Regions from separate parts of the Homo sapiens genome. Here all the other regions are linked to region 3. A link is a contact called in ENCODE Hi-C or POLR2A ChIA-PET data. All regions are on one chromosome and are shown on one strand. The core of a region is the stretch at or near the end of the contact, and the rest is flanking DNA. Distances in the headings are between cores, read along the strand shown.

What was found. A loop is a pair of places that touch in the nucleus more often than their neighbours do. ChIA-PET counts read pairs that join two places held with the same protein, here RNA polymerase II (POLR2A). Pooled maps may share reads with other maps.
Region 1: a map with no recorded cell type shows a loop between it and region 3 (22-fold over the local background). The contact joins the promoter of ANGPTL6 here to the promoter of IER2 in region 3. A Hi-C loop is called at or near these places in 2 of 37 single-sample maps with no recorded cell type and 8 of 50 pooled maps.
Region 2: a loop to region 3 is called in a map with no recorded cell type, with 6 times the contacts of the local background. The contact joins the enhancer-like site here to the promoter of IER2 in region 3. A Hi-C loop is called at or near these places in 2 of 37 single-sample maps with no recorded cell type and 3 of 50 pooled maps.
Region 4: a loop to region 3 is called in a pooled map, with 5 times the contacts of the local background. The contact joins the enhancer-like site here to the promoter of IER2 in region 3. A Hi-C loop is called at or near these places in 1 of 50 pooled maps. POLR2A ChIA-PET finds 5 or more read pairs at or near these places in 2 of 52 experiments (GM12878 and activated B cell).

Annotation. Positions count from the first base shown.
Region 1 is chr19:10,101,265-10,103,964 of GRCh38, forward strand. ANGPTL6 (angiopoietin like 6) reads right to left here and starts at 1,414. Exons shown (of 6, transcript NM_031917.3): 1 at 1,304-1,414. RefSeq lists enhancers at 1,424-1,473, 1,544-1,593.
Region 2 is chr19:16,445,689-16,448,388 of GRCh38, forward strand. All of the region lies in intron 1 of EPS15L1 (epidermal growth factor receptor pathway substrate 15 like 1), which reads right to left. Among named protein-coding and RNA genes, the nearest start is that of EPS15L1, 25 kb to the right of the region's middle. RefSeq lists enhancers at 1-278, 13-92, 203-262. Within about 2 kb of position 1,408, at least 32 of the 41 ENCODE cell types and tissues checked have a DNase peak (open chromatin) inside an H3K27ac peak, as active enhancers do.
Region 3 is chr19:13,149,057-13,151,756 of GRCh38, forward strand. It overlaps IER2 (immediate early response 2), which reads left to right and starts at 1,355. Exons shown (of 2, transcript NM_004907.3): 1 at 1,355-1,496. STX10 (syntaxin 10) reads right to left here and starts at 1,319. Exons shown (of 8, transcript NM_003765.3): 1 at 1,083-1,319; 2 at 672-841; 3 at 443-537; 4 at 1-35. The coding sequence starts at 1,117. RefSeq lists silencers at 830-879, 920-1,079, 2,630-2,700 and enhancers at 1,200-1,399, 1,420-1,489.
Region 4 is chr19:8,193,223-8,195,922 of GRCh38, forward strand. No RefSeq gene overlaps it. Among named protein-coding and RNA genes, the nearest start is that of CERS4, 15 kb to the right of the region's middle. RefSeq lists enhancers at 634-723, 1,014-1,133, 1,574-1,623, 1,998-2,700, 2,234-2,333. Within about 2 kb of position 1,414, at least 16 of the 41 ENCODE cell types and tissues checked have a DNase peak (open chromatin) inside an H3K27ac peak, as active enhancers do; they include GM12878, where a contact is called at or near this core.

The sequences.
Region 1 (2,700 bases), core at 164-2,663, 3.0 Mb before region 3:
CTGGAACAGTGCCTCATGCCTGTAATTTCAGCACTTTGGGAGGCCAAGGCAGGAGGATTGCTTGAGCCTAGGAGTTTGAGACCAGCCTGGCCAATATGGTGAAAGTCCATTTCTACTAAATATAAAAATAAAAATAAAATAAAGAATAAGGGACACTTTCACAAAGACCTGATGGAAGAGAGAGAAGAGGAAGAGCATTCCAGGCAGAGAGAACAGCAGGTGCAAAGGCCCGGAGATTGCACCCAAGAAATGGCAGAAAGGGGCCAGGCACGGTGGCTCACGCCTGTAATCCCAGCACTTTGGGAGGCCGAGGCGGGAGGATCACCTGAGGTCGAGAGTTCAAGACCAGCCTGGCCAACATGGTGAAACCCCGTCTCTACTAAAAATACAAAAATTAGCTGGGCATGGTAATGCATGCCTGTAATCCCAGCTACTACTCAGGAGGCTGAGGTGGGAGAGTCACTTGAACTCAGGAGGCCGATGTTGCAGTGAGCAGAGATTGCGCCATTGCACTCCAACCTGGGCGACAGAGCAAGGCTCAAAAAAAAAAAAAAAAAAAAGGCCAGGTGCGGTGGCTCACGCCTGTAATCCCAGCACTTGGGAGGCCAAGGCAGGTGGATCACGGGGTCAGGAGATCGAGACCATCCTGGCTAACACAGTGAAATTCCGTCTCTACTAAAAATACAAAAAAAAAAAAAAAAATTAGCCGGGCATGGTGGCGAGCGCCTGTAGCCCCAGCCACTCCAGAGACTGAGGCAGGAGAATGGCGTGAACCCGGAAGGCGGAGCTTGCAGTGAGCTGAGATCGCGCCACTGCACTCCAGCCTGGGTGACAGAGCGAGACTCTGTCTCAAAAAAAAAAAAAAAAAAAAAAAGAAATGGCAGAAATGTCTATGAGGCCGGAAGAGAGAAGGGGGAAGCAGGAGGAGGTAAGAAGTGTCAGGGCAAAGTGTGAAGGGTCCTGTGGGCCCGGAGGAGGACTTGGGTTTTACTCTGAGTCAGGCAGGAGCCATGGAGGGTTCTGGGCTGGAGATGGCCACATTTACTTCTGGACTCAGACACCAAGCAGGGGCTCACAAGGATCCGGGGGTAGGGTCCTCTCTTTGTCCCCGATCACTGACATGCCCCACCCCCCACAACAGAGATTGAGCAACCCCCCAGAACTGGGACGTGTGTATAACACCCGCTGCCTTTTACACTCTCAGCCTGGGGTGGCGGGGTGGCCTGGGGGCCCCCAAGCCAAGCTGTGGTCGGAGTTTCCCCACAGTGAGAATCAACCTCCACCTACCTTCCCACCCTCTCACCTCTGATGCCCAAGACCCTGAATCCAGCGAAGCTCACAGAACACACAAGAAGTCCAAGGAAGAGCCGAGGGTCCAGTGGGGCCTCTGAGCTAGAGACGGGGAGAGGGCAGTGGGACAGAAGGAGAGAGGAGGCTTGGTAACCACTCCCCAGCCCCCAGAGCCTGGGAGTGGAGCTGGGATGCTGGGCCCAGGAGCCCAAACTATAAATATTTAGCATTTCCCGAATGAGAAATGAGACAGAATTGCCAGACCCCCCTGCCCAGGCCACCAGAGCCTGATAACACAGGTCAGTGTCCTGGACATCCCTCCCTTTCCCCCACACCCTCCACTGCAGAGCCCAGAGCGTGGGAGGCTGCAGGCCCTGGGGCAGCCAGGCGTGATCCCAGCCCCAGACACGCACACACCACACATAGAAAGAGGAACATCACTGGGGACTTACCGTGTGTAGGGCTTGGCTCTAAACTCTCCACACCTTTTACGTATTTGATCCTTACAACCTGAGCTGGATTCTGTATGTACCCTCATTTTACAGCAGGGAAAACTGAGGCTCAGAGAGGGTAAGCAACTTGCCTGCGGTCACACAGCCAAAAAGAGACCAGGATGGGAGCCAGCCAAGGTAGCTTGACTCAGAAACTCACACATGTACACCACAGCTGTCACACACATATGGGCACATAACAGAGTGGACACAAACACACACACACACATTTGCACGCACGCACACATTAACACCCAGCGAAAGTCTGGGTGCAGTGGCTCATGCCTGAAAGCCAGCACTTTGGGAGGCCGGGGCAGGTGGATTACCTGAGGTCAGGAGTTCGAAACCATCCTTGCCAACATGCTAAAACCCCGTCTCTACTAACAATACAAAAATTAGCTGGGCATGGTGGCATGCGCCAGTAATCCCAGCTACGCGGGAGGCTGAGGCAGGAGAATTGCTTGAAGCCAGGAGGTGGAGGTTGCAGTAAGCCGAGATCGAGCAACCGCATGCACTCCAGCCTGGGCGACAAGACTGAAATTCCATCTCAAAAATAAATAAATAAATAAATAAATAAATAATAAATAAATAATAATAAAGTGAGGAATTAATTAATTAAAATAAAAAATAAATATAAAAGACACAGCTGTAAATTTTTAAATTGTGATAGAAACAATATATTCTTAAAGTGAAAACCCTACCTCAGTTACATGTGATTTATGTTTTTTGGATTAATCTGGATTTTATAATTAGAAATAAAAATGTAAGGCTGGGCGCGGTGGCTCACGCCTGTAATCCCAGCACTTTGGGAGGCCAAGGTGGGCAGATCACGAGGTCAGCAATTCGAGACCAGCCTGGCCAAGATGGTGAAACCCCGTCTCTACTAAAAATACAAAAATTTGCCGGGTGTGGTGGCCCA
Region 2 (2,700 bases), core at 158-2,657, 3.3 Mb after region 3:
AAAGAGCCCTCTGTATGCTGAGAGCAGCCTCTGGAGCTGCCCACCCATGTCTGACCCCAAAGTGAGCCTGGGGCCAAGCCCGAGGCAACAGCAGAGAGGGGACGCACCAGGGGATGAGGCCTGCACCGTAAGAGGCTGCAGGTGGCACCAGGATGGCCGTAGGAATGGAAGGAAGTGCAGCAGAGCTGACCCGATGTGTTCTCCTGACCCAGCCCACTGTGCTGAGAAGACGCCATCTTCGCCTCTGCAGTGTGTGAATTGTTGATGAGGTTCAGTGTAGCTTTCAGCTCGGTCTTTCAGTTGCTCTTCCTAACTCAAAATGCTAAGAGACAACATGCAAAGTTCCTGTGGCCTCCTCACTTATCCTCCAGCCCAGAAACAATTTACAAGTGGGATGACAGAGAGAGGGGCACAAGGAGAAGGACAAGTTCACATCCTTCTGCTCTGAAGGCTTTAAAACACCGCAATTCACACAAGCGCCTGTAACTGTAACCCAGGACAACAGCAGTTGAGATGGAGAAACCCAGCAGAACCACCTCGGAGGAGAAACTGTCTCAGGATTGTGTTCTAACGACTCCTAAGCAGGGTTCACCCAACTCTGATCCCCGCACGTGGCCGAGGGCAGGACGCCTCCTACATCTTCATGCCTGGCTGCCTCCTGCCCAAACTCTCACTCTCACTCTGCTAGCAAAGTACGCGCTCTTGTGCAAAACAAACCAATGATCATCAGCCTTGGTTCAAAATGACTTTTGGAAAGCAATCCATTTTCACTGTAAAATGTTCAGAGAAGTACCTATAATCCCTTGTTTCCTATCCAGTACCTCTCATCCTCCCGACAACGCTAAAGGGCAGGTAATATTACTAGTCCAGTTGACAGGTGGGGAAACTGAGTTTGCCCTACTCAGGACCACAACAGCCAATGAGCAACAGTCAGTGAAGCACCCAGGATAGGTGGTCCTGGAGTCAGACCCTCACCTACTGTGCACCCTGTAATGACAGCCCAGGTGTCACAGGGCTGTGCACCGGACCACAGGACAGCCTCATGCATATGCTGGCCTGGGAAAATGCACGTCCGTGATGACGTGCTGGAGCATTTTATTAAACAGAAGAGGTCAAAAGGCAACACTCAATTTGAGCATATAAATGGACTTGAAAGCCAGTGTTTTCGATGACCTGCCATTTCCCCAGGAAAGCTGAGACCCCATAATGGCTATGTTTTTCAATGCCACTGCCAAGTTTTGCAGGAAGTTAGGCATATAACACTGAAACACATCTCAGTCTGAGTTCCTACTTAGAAAAACATATGGATGCAAAAACATAGCCCGGAGTAGAGCTTGCTTGATAATCCTTCCATTTCTGCCTTCCCCTTAGAGGCCCCCACAGGCCTTGCACAACCATCACCCAATGTGAGCCCAGCCCTCCCAGCAGGCCGGCCCACATTCTGCGGGTGAGATAACCTGGCTCAGTCATGTGGCAAGCACGGGGCAGAACTGGGACTTGACTCAAAACATTCAAAAGGCATCAGGGAAACGCTGGGGTATGTCTAACCTTCCTGGACTGGATGGGCAGCTCTCTCCAACTGCTCCATCAGAGGTTTCTACAGCAGAGCTAAGGTAAATGTTACCAAGAGAAGGAGAAGACTTGGCAAGTGAAAAGAGAGCTTTTCCAAATCACAAGGAAAAAGACATCTCAATTAAAAATGAGCAAAGAGAGAGGCAATTCAGAAAGAAGAGATGCAGCAAAGTTAGAAAGAAAATGTTCCATCTCACTAGTAATTTAAGTATTACAGGGCCAGGCACTCTGGCTCACACCTGTAATCCCAGCACTTAGGGAGGCCAAGGTGGGTGAATCACCTGAGGTCAGGAGTTCAAGACCAGCCTGGCCAACATGATGAAACCCCATCACTACTAAAAATACAAAAATTAGCCAGGCATGGTGGCAGGTGCCTGTAATCCCAGTTACTCAGGAGGCTGAGGCAGGAGAATCACTTGAACCTGGGAGGCGGAGGCTGCAGTGAGCCGAGATCATACCACTGCACTCCAGCCTGAGCGACAGAGCAAGACTTCATCTTCGGAAAAAAAAAAAAAGGCAGAGAAGCTAAAACAATTCTGAAAAAGAATAATAAAGTGGAAAGAGTCAGTCTACCTGATTTCAAGACTGACTCTATAGCTAGAGTAGTTAAGACAGTGGAGTATTGGCAGGGGGCGGGCACAGACAGTAATGCACAGAACAGAATGTAGAATCTGAGAAACAGACACACACAGATCTGCCCAGTGGATTTCTTGACAAAGGTGCAAAAGTATTTCAGGAGGAAGGAAAGCCTTTCCACAAAGGGCACTGGAGCAATCGGCATCCATAGGAAAAACATGGGCCTCGAACTAAAAGTCTTATGCCTCGTACAAAATGTAACTCAAAGTGGATCATGAATTCAAATGTAAAACATAATCCTCAGGATCTAGGGCAAAGCAAAGAGTTCTTAGACTTGACACCAAAAGCCCGATTCACAAAAGGAAAGATTGGCAGACAAACTTTATGTTTGCACTGTGAAAGAGCCATGTAAGGCCTGGCGTGGTGGTTCATGCCTGTAATCCCAGCACTTTGGGAGGCCGAGGCAGGAGGATCACCAGAGTTTGGGAGTTCAAGACCAGTCTGACCTACATGGAGAAACCCCATCTCTACTAAAAATGTAAAATTAGCCAG
Region 3 (2,700 bases), core at 105-2,604:
ACGGCTGTTGGGCTGACCATATGGTCCTTCATTTCCTGGAGGTAAGGACAGCATTAGGGAGGAAAGACACTCAGGCTGGGCGCGGTGGCTCACGCCTGTAATCCTAGCACTTTGAGAGACCAAGCCGGGTGGATCACCTGAGGTCAGGAGTTCGAGACCAGCCTGATCAACATGGTGAAACCCCGTCTCTACTAAAAACACAAAACTTAGCCGGGTATCGTGGCAGGCACCTGTAGTCCCAGCTACTCAGGAGACTGAGACACAAGAATCGCTTGAGCCTGGGAGGCGGAGGTTGCAGTGAGCCGAGATTGCAACACTGTACTCCAGCCTGGGCGACAGAGCGAGGCTCTGTCTCAAAAAAAAAAAAAAAAAAGAAAGAAAGAAAGAAAAAAAAACACACTCAAACCTTCCCCCACTCCCCGCCTGCAGGACCTTTCCTGACCTGGACTGCCTCTCGCATCCGCTCCACGAACACCTTTCTCTCCTGCAGGTCCCCGGCTGGGAGCTTGAACTTGCCTGGGTTGGCTTCCACTATACGTGGGCTGAGAGTCAAGGGTCAAGGCCGGAGCCAGATATCATCCCCGTCCCTAGGGGTCCAGCCCTACCCGAAGGTGGGCTGCCACCGCAATGGGCTCTCCCATGCCACCCTCTGCCACAAAGCCCCAGGATATCGATGGTCTCTTCCAGGTCCTCGAGGTCCCACTCGATGCTGCGCAGGCCATTCCGCAGCTCATTGGTCGTCCAGTCCAGCTCCTCGCGTCCGACCGCCGCGCTTTCCTGCAGGAGCTCGCACCAGCGCTGGTACAGCCCGCGGGCCGTGTTCACCGCCTTCTGCACCTCGCTGCGGGCAGGGGCACGGCGGGCGCGGCTGGGGGCAGGCGGTCCTCCCGCCTGCCTCTGCCCCCGACTGCAAACCCAAACGCATGGGGGACTCCGGAGACCCCTATATACCCCTGCGTGCGCCTCCCACTCTGCACCCCGACGGCCTTGCCCAGCCCGCCGGGCACGCTGGGGCCGGCACCCGGGCACTGGCTGGCTTGGGTACAGAGCACCCTCCGCCCTCCCCCGTCGTTGTCACTCACCCTCGGACTACAAAAAAGGGGTCTTCGAGAGACATGTCAGTCCCTTCCCCCCCAGGCCGAACCCCCCTCCCGGCCTGGGTTCGCGGGCTGGTTCCCTCCCAACCGAGGAGAACGCGCCGCCACCCCCGCCCCCGTCACGCCACCATCGAGAGCCGGACCGCCAGGGGAGAAAGAGAAGCCTCGGAGGCCCGACGTGCGGACACTTCCGCCCTCTCCTCAGCCATCTTGGTTGTGGGCAGAGGCAGCTTCCGGTGCACATGCCCCCGCCCCTTAGCCCTCTCGTGCCGCACCGTAGGGGGCGGTGTCGGAGTTCTGTCTGGGCCTATTCGGGTCCGAGTTCGGAATTTCGGTTCAAGGCCCAGTTCCTCGGATTGTTCCTGCGCAACTTCAGTTTCCCTTCCAGGCACGGGCAATGTAAATAATGATAGCCTCCCTCATCTCTGGCGGCTGGGTATTATGGCTGGGGAAGGGGCTCATTCGATTCGTTGAAGCTTTTCATGGACTCCCTGAGCTGGCACCTGGGAGATCGTCCCATCCCAGGGTCCCGAGTGTCAGGTTTGGCTAGGGTCTGGGGGAGAGGTGGTCCTCCCTTCTCCCTGCGGGGGCGCGGTGAGGAGCGGGCCTGCTCCTCCGGGGAGTTCTGCCGCATTCTCCCAATCTCTTTCCTGAGAAGTGGCGGAGTTGGGGGCACTTCGAGGTCGCCTTGGGGCGAGGTGGTCGTGAGGGGGTCCCAGATATGCCAGCAGCGGGGGGAGGTCACCTTTGAGAAAGTGCGTGGAGGTGGGTTTCTTCAGAAGCGCGGAGTCTTTCTGGGTGCGAGCCTGGGGGTAGCGGGTGGTGGCTTTGAGGATGGTCTCCAGGGGGGCCCTCTGTGTGTGGGGTCTCCGTCTGGGTAGGGGCCAGGAATATCAGCGGAGGGACTCAGGGTCGTCCCTATGTGTGACAGTGGCGCTGTGTGTTGGGGAGCTTCGGGAAAGCACTTTTTTTGAGTGATAGGGGGCCTGGTCTCCCCTGGAGGGTGGGCGGGTTATCTGAGGGAGTCCTCGGAGGGTCGCCCCCTTGCGCGTCAGAGTTGCTGCGTGGGGTCTCAGAGATAGCGCCTGGGCTGGGGAAATCATTGTGGGGTCTCCGTGGTAAGGTTAGCGGGGTGGGGACGGCCTGCGTCTTCGGCAGGTCGTCGCAGTCTGGCACCATCGTTGAATGGGGACGAGTTTGGGAAGGGTATTTTAGGGGGGAATAACTTTTGAGTTCCCAGCGTGCGGGGGAAGGGCGGGACGGGAGGGTGTCCCAAGGCCTGAGAAGATCAGTGTGGGGCAGGGGTCAGGAATAACCTGGGAGGGGGCCTTGTATGGGGGAAATAATTGGGAAGAGGAGAGATGGGATGAAGGGGGCCTCAGCGGGTCGTCTCCTGTGTATGCAGGGTCGTTCTGCAGCGTCTCTGGGAGATGGCGTCCCTGGGAGCCCTCAGGTCGCCCCTACCCGCTGCGGGGTGCTTTCCTGGCGTCACGCCTTCCTGGCCCCTGGAGGGAAGGAAGTGAAACTCTCCTCTTCCCCCACCCGGCTGGAATGCGAGTCAGGAAGCCTGGGGCTCCAGCCTGCTCCGGCTGCCCGGGTCGGG
Region 4 (2,700 bases), core at 164-2,663, 5.0 Mb before region 3:
TGAAATGTAAGGCTGTGTAAGATTTGTTTTGAAACTACACAGTGTCTTTTTTTTTTTTTGTACAGTTAATGCACTACTGAATGTGTCTTTAGATAGCCCTGTCCTGGTGGTATTTTCAACAGCCACTAACCTTGCCTGGTATAATATGGGGGTTGTAAATTGCAATGGAAATTTAAAGCAGGTTCTTGTTGGTGCACAGCACAAATTGGTTATATATGGGGATAGTAGGTTTTTTGGGTTTTTCGTTTTTTTTTTTTTTTTTTTAAGACTGAGTCTCGCTCTGTTGCCCAGGCTGGAGTGCAGTGGCATGATCTCAGCTCACTGCAGTCTCTGCCTCCCAGGTTCAAGCGATTCTCCTGCCTCAGCATCCTGAGTAGCTGGGATTACAGGCACCCGCCACCAAGCCCAGCTAATTTTTGTATTTTTGGTAGAGATGGGGTTTTCTCATGTTGGCCAGGCTAGTCTCAAACTCCTGACCTCAGGTGATCCGCCCACCTTGGCCTCCCAAAGTGCTGGGATTACAGGCACGAGCCTCCGTGCCTGGCCTAGGTTTCTTTTCTTTCTTTTTTCTTTTTTTTTTTTTTGTAGTCAGTGCACACATATCACACATACACTGGGGTTTTACAAAATAAGAGACAAAGCTCTGAGTCAAATGCAAAAGTTTAGATGCTCACTCCATGGTCCTTTCCTCCAGGGAAGTCCCCACTCCCTGAGCCACCCCAGGGGACTCCTGGGCTGGAAAGAACTGAGAAACCCCAGGCCTCTTGCTCCTCCAGAGTTGCAGGGGGACAAGGCAGAAACCCCAAAGGTCCCGAGACCCTGAGCTTGGACACTGCCCCTCTTTTCCTGCAGCCTCTTCCTGTGTCCCCAGCCCTGCACTCCCATCCCCTCCCCCAACTCTGCTGGCCCAGCCCTGGCCTCCCTCCCGCACTCATTTCCGGAGGATGCCCCAGCCTGTTGCAGACATGGGGGAAGTCCAGCCTAGTTGGGGATGTCACAAGGGGGTGGGGTTAGGGCTATTTCTTTTATTTTTTATTTTTTTATTTTTTTATTTTTTTTGAGATGGAGTCTCGCTCTGTCACCCAGGCTGGAGTGCAGTGGCACCATCTCGGCTCACTGCAACCTCTGCTTCCCGGGTTCAAGCAATTATCCTGCCTTAACCTCCCGAGTAGCTGGGATTACAGGCACACGCCGCCACGCCCGGCTAATTTTTTGTATTTTAGTAGAGATAGGGTTTCACCGTGTTGCCCAGGCTGGTATCGAACTCCTGAACTCAGGCAATCTGCCCACCTCAGCCTCCCAAAGTGCTAAGATTACAGGCATGAGCCACCGTGCCCAGTCAGGGCTGTCTTATGTCTAGTTCATACTCTAAATGTTCAGACTTGACATGCCCCAGCCTATCTCCAGCCACCCTCCTCCACCGCCCAGCCCGGCAGCCCACATCCTCACTGACACGGATATCAGGCAGGCTTCCTTCAAGACCGCTGTTTTTGCCCGTTCTCAACTAGAGCCCATAGCCTTGCTCAGACACACAGGCTTGGAAGGCCACTAACTCACTGCCAGACCTTGGGCAAGTCGCTCCACCTCCCTGATCCTGCCCTTCTGCATCTAAAAAGTGAAGTATTAAAGGAAAATGCATCTGTCTGCACGAAAGCAGAAACACAGCTCCTAGGTTCTGGTTCCAGCGGCTCACAGGCTGTGTGACTTTGGGCCAGTGTCCTAACCTCTCTGGGCTTCGGTTTCCTCACCTGTCAAAGAGGAATTAAGAGGACCCACCTCACAAGGCTGTTGCAGGATCAGATGAGTTCATTTCAAATAGTGTCTGCAGCCTGAGCAACTTAGTGGGACCCCATCTCTAACAAAATTTAAAATGTGGCATGAACCTGTAGTCCCAGCTACTTGGGAGGCTGAAGATGGCTTGAGCCTGAGAGCTGGAGGTTGCAGTGAGCTATGATTATGCCACTGTACTCCAGCCTGGGCAACAGAGTGAGACCCTGTCTTTTTTTTTTTTTTTTTTTTTTTTGTGACAGAGTCTCACTCTATCGCCCAGGCTGGAGTACAGTGGCATGAGAGATGAAACACACCCCAACCAGGTGTCTGCCTTGCAGCTGGGACTAGCTTCTCCCCATACTTCCTCCTGTCTTTACCCAAGGGGCCTTCAACTACCGTGCACCTCCCTTCTGAGCAGACACCAAGGACATCCTGTCTCCAGCCCAGACACACACTCTGAGCTTCCTCTATGTGCACCTCCCACAGCCCCCTGGAGATCTGCACCTTCTAACATCCAATGCCACATCTTCCCTCCAGATCTGCTTTCACCCTGTGCTCCCTGCCCAGAGATGGGCACCGAGCCAGGCCCGCCTGCCCAGCATAGTCCAGGCCTGGGGGGTAGACCTTCCCATCCTCTGCCTCCCCCTCCTCCCTTCCCTGGGTCCCCCAGACTCCAGACACCCTCATCTCGGAACCGGACTCTGTTTTGCTCCGTTCTCTCCACTCACCTCCCACCCTGCAGCCCTGGTCACTCTATTTTTTTTTTTTTTGAGACGGATTCTCGCTCTGTCACCCAGGCTGGAGTGCAGTGGCGCGATCTTGGCTCACTGCAAGCTCCGCCTCCCGGGTTCACACCATTCTCCTGCCTTAGCCTCCGGAGTAGCTGGGACTACAGGTGCCCACCACCACGCCTGGCTAATTTTTTGTATT